Linked DNA regions of Homo sapiens: region 2 is linked to region 1. The links are chromatin loops, found by intact Hi-C in ENCODE. Cell type or tissue: heart left ventricle. All regions are shown on one strand.

Region 1 (2,500 bases):
GGCTTTCTACCAGCACCTGGAGCACAGCATTCCCCAGTCAGTGGCAGGAGGAGAGTGCCAAGGACTCCAGGCAGCCGTCTGTGTCACCCAAGCTAAAATCCACCTCTGGAAAATACATAATAACATCCCCTTAGAGAAATATTAGATCTGCTTCACTGCTCTTTCTGGCATATTTTATCCCACTTTGTCGTCCTCTCTCCCTACGTGCCAGGATCGCAAACCCTTTCTCTCAGCAGGAAAGCATGCAAGTCAAATGCCATCATAATCACTTTGTGTTTCCCTGCAGAGGGAAAGGAGGGCTCCTTGCATGTGAAAAACTTATCAGTTCCTAATGGAATGGAGTGACTTTTCAAAGGTCACAGGCAGCATGCAGTTAGGGGCCATAATACGCACCTAACAAACTGTGGAAGAGAATAAGCCTGGGCTAGTCCCTTGCATTGCTTCAAGTCCACTTTCCTATTTCTGCCATCATCCAGGAGATACACTGACACTCTGCAGCTGAGCCTGGCCCCTGGTGCACCAGCAGATGGCTTGGCTGCCTCTACAGCTTTCCTTATGCAGAAACAGCACTATTTCAAACAGTGTGTGTGTGTGTGTGTGTGTGTGTGTGTGTGTGTATGTGTATATATATATATGTGTGTGTGTATATATATATATGTGTGTGTGTATACACACATATATATATATGTGTGTGTGTATACACACATATATATGTGTGTGTGTGTATACACACATATATATATGTGTGTGTGTGTATACACACATATATGTGTGTGTGTGTATACACACATATATATATATAAATTTCCCCCCTTATTTTAAAATCCAAAGGATTGAAAAGACCTTTTGTCTGCAGTAAAGCACTGATGAGACTAGCATAAATATAACTTGAAAGAAACCCGCTTATTGGAATTTTTGCCTCCCATCCCCATCTCCTCTGGCCAACCCTCGGAAATGCGTTCTTCTGAAAGGGTCCATGCTGTGGTCCTTTTCCTGAATTGCCCCACTAGGAGAAGAAAATGACATTTTCACAATGTCAATGATAAAAGTCAAGGTGAGAAAACTTAGAAAATTTTGGAAGTTTTTCACATTTACTTCAATAGAGAAATAAGTCCAAATAGATCTCTATCAGCAAGAAAGAAGTATTATTTGGCAAAGTATTTGTTAGTACTAGGAACATGAAATGTCTATTTCTGAACTAATAATGTTTATTAGATAGTTTCCCACTGCTCTATATTATTCATTTATACTTTATTTCTTGGGTTACTATGTTTATTACTTTTTAGCCTTATGGATTTTTAAAGAGCTGATTATATAGTTTTTCAGTTAATTAGGTCACTTGGTAATACTAGACTATAAAAGGCATTTCAAAACAATAAATGAAAACATTTCTTAAGTACAATGACAATTGAGTAAATCATTTAATAATTTGATTTGTTGGAAAGAATACAAAGTGTGACCATCAGTTATTTTTCATAGTTGCACAGGTTGCTAAACATAGGAAGAGAGAAGTGTAACATATTAACCCATGAACATGCTCTGAGAAGAAATTAGAATTCTAAGCCTAGAACTCAATTTATTTTTTTCTGCTTCTCTCCCTCCTCGCACCTTTCACCCTCCATCCTCAAGTAGGCCCCCACGTCTGTTGTTTCCTTCTTTGTGTTCGTAAGTTCTCATCATTTAGCTCCCACTCTTAAGTGGGAACATGCAGTGTTTGGTTTTCTGTTTCTGCATTAGTTTGCTAAGGATAATGGCCTCCAGCTCAACTCTGTTCCTGCAAGACATGCATATCACGCTTTTTTTATATACTCCACTTTTTCAGAAACTATTCTCACATTTCTCCTAATTTTTAAAAACTCAATCTTTAAATCCCAGAAAAATGTCGCTGCATCCATGAATCTTGCTCAAACTCCTCAGACCAAGTCTATTATATATTCCTGGTTTAAAGAGCCTTTTTACAGATATATTACAGCTGTTACCACAGGCTGTGGTCATTTTATGTTTACACATCTGACTTTACAATTAAACCTTAAATCTCAGTGTCTAACACAGTACCTGAGAGAGAATGGGTGTTCTACAAATGTTTATTGAATAAAAGAATGAACCTATTGATTGAAAAATATCTGATGTTCTATAAGGAAAAAAAGCAAATATTTTTCAAGCATAAATGAATAGTATTGGGATAAATCATGGTAAATCAAAAACAAAAATGACTGATTCTTTTTCCAATTAAGTAAACTTAGAAAACAAGGTGGAAGAACCTTCAGTACAAGTACTATATTTATTCCCGGAATCATCAGTGCCTCTGATAGCTACCCCTCTGACAGTATACCACAGAGTTTGTATTTATAATGCTGCTGCATAAGTCACAGTTACCACCAAAGGTTTTGTTTTTGTTTTTTTGTTTTTTGGTTTTTTTTTTTTTTTTTTTTTTTTTTTTTTGAGACAGAGTCTCTCTCAGTCACCCAGGCTGGAGTGCAGTGGCGCGATGTCAGCTCAC
Region 2 (2,500 bases), 400 kb after region 1:
AGTTCTATCAAATTCAACACATGCCCTTTATATTTACTTTACATGGAACAAGTATTTATATAAGAAATACTTTACAATGACCCCTCTTAACTACCTGAAATGAAATGCACAGGTAATACAACCAATCTACATATATATTTTAAAAATTAATACACTAATACAAATAAAATTTTTAAAGACATTAATGATAGAGGCCAGGTGTGGTGGCTCAGGCCTATAATCCCCCGCACTTTGGGAGGACGAGGTGGGCAGATCACTTGAGGTTAGGAGTTTGAGACCAGCCTGCAACATGACGAAACCGCGACTCTACTAAAAATACAAAAATTAGCCAAGTGTGGTGGCACACGCCTGTAATCCCAGCTACTCGGGTGGCTGACGAAGGAGAATCACTTGAAACTGGGAGGTGGAAGTTGCAGTGAGCCAAGATCACGCCACTGCACTCCAGCCTGGGCAACAGAGCGAGACTGTCTCAAAAAACAAACAAAAAGAGAGATTTATGATAAAAATATGCATTTCAGTATGTAAGTCTCAGACATGATTATACCAGAAGATATACTAACCAGATGCTAATACCTATACATAAAGTCATAGTGAATGTAACAATTACAAATGCCCATAGACTGGTATATTGGTGACTCAAATGCCATGAACACAATTTCATTTTTTGATATGGTGAACCATTGGCCAAGTTTAGAACAAAGCAAAGTACAAGCTTCCCTCACTGTACACTGTAGTTACATTTCTAGATAATTCAGTGCACGTTAAAACTGAACAAAATATACTTTATGTTCCAACAATGTTTTAAATTTACTTAATTATAAAAAAGTGTTTCACCTACACAGATAGCCAATGAAACACTCAGAAGTCCTGCAGAACACAGAGCTAGTCTTTGCTGTTTACAAAGACTGTCCCACACACTACTGGACTACTACCTACCCTGGCCCTAAAATGCCCTTAAAAATCATTCTGTTAACTAGAAACATCCTCACAAACTTCTAGAACACCTCGTAGAAATCAGTACTACCCCTACCACTGCCCCCTTGAGAACCACAGCTCTAAGAGTATTATTCCTGACTGAAACAGCTGTGCCTCAGAAAAACCAAGGAATACACAAGCATAATAAAGTATTTGCCAAATCACTGCTGATTGTAAATGCTCATTGTTAATAGTTTGCATGAATTAAAACAGATAAAGGTGTCTATAATTAGTTCTGAAAGAGACACTTAAATTTAGCTTTGTTTTCAAGTCAAAAGAAATTCTTAAACAACATGCCTATCTGCTGCACAAGAAAACTGAAGGAGAAAAATAAGGCAGGCAAACACTGACACTTGTGGTCATTCTGAGATTGCTTATTTGCAATCAGGCTAATTCTTGCTTTGTGAGTTCAAGGAAAGTAAAGCTGGTTCATAAATCATCCACTGACTTTAGAGGAAAATTACAAGCTTTTAATAAACATTTGACTTCTCTTCAAAAAGGGGAAACTACCTATACTAATATTAAATAACCAAAAACAAGCCATTTGTCCAAATCCCTTATGTAATGAAAAAGACTGCATCTGATTATAAATAAAAACAGTCAAGAGAAATAAACTCCAAGCAAACATCATGCAAAATTGTCTAGTCATCTCAATAAAACTAAAATTGGTCTCTAAATAATTGTGTCAAGTGACAGTTTTCAGAGTGGTATGGTGGAAATTATACCTGATCTAAAACATTAAGATTTTTGTCCAACATGGGAAAAAATAGCTGGTATTTCTGGTAAGTCCTAGCTGAAATTAATTCCTTGAATTCAGGGACCAACCACTCATAATAAAGCACAAACAGGAAAGGAGACCAATATAAGAAGACCAGATTCATGTCTCCCTTCTAATGTTACTCAAGGATTTTGCTCATTCCCATTAGATGAAAATCATCCACCCTGGTTGAAGTGCTCTCCCCCTACCTTTCTCTTTTAATCTTTTTACCAAGGACATATTGTTGAATGTACATACATAGATAAACAGATGATGTAACTCCATGAGTTACTATTTAGTAGCCACTTGAACAGCAGATTTACATCTGATTCAACATGTAATAATCATTCAAAACCATTAACTACATGAATACAAAAATAATTATTCCTATACCCAGTAAAAACTGACAATTAGGAGGCATTACAATTCCTGTCTTTAAATTCTGACTCCTTGAAGTCTATACTAGACATGCCCAGGAAAATGCTAAAACCGGCCTGGACAGCTCTGGCCATGATGCACATAGTAACGGCCACCTATTTTGCCATCACGGATGTGTTGTAGGATTAAAAATAGACTTATGCAAGTGACAATTACAAGCCATTTATAACTATAAAACTTAACAAAATAGCTGCCAGTTTGCTGAATCTGAAAAAGAAACCTGTCACATTTACTGAATTAGTTTAACCATAGAATTCAGATGTTAAAAGAAACTAGACTAAAGGAAGAACTTCTACAAGCTCTCCTGTCATAAGATTTTTACAGTTTCTC

What was found. A loop is a pair of places that touch in the nucleus more often than their neighbours do. Peaks named below come from ENCODE experiments on the same cell type or tissue, not always from the same donor. Only the 100,000 strongest peaks of a DNase experiment are listed, where the experiment ranks them.
Region 2: a loop joins it to region 1, with 5 times the contacts of the local background. A loop is called at or near these places in 5 of 110 quality-filtered maps.

Annotation. Positions count from the first base shown.
Region 1 is chr1:193,586,398-193,588,897 of GRCh38, reverse strand. All of the region lies in intron 3 of LOC124904475 (a long non-coding RNA gene), which reads right to left. Among named protein-coding and RNA genes, the nearest start is that of LINC01031, 280 kb to the right of the region's middle. In heart left ventricle, no CTCF peak of the experiment used is centred here; no DNase peak of the experiment used is centred here; H3K4me3 peaks cover 397 bases; H3K27ac peaks cover 576 bases.
Region 2 is chr1:193,189,379-193,191,878 of GRCh38, reverse strand. The region is part of intron 10 of CDC73 (cell division cycle 73); the gene reads right to left. Among named protein-coding and RNA genes, the nearest start is that of B3GALT2, 4.0 kb to the right of the region's middle. In heart left ventricle, a CTCF peak has its summit at 1,328; no DNase peak of the experiment used is centred here; H3K27ac peaks cover 573 bases.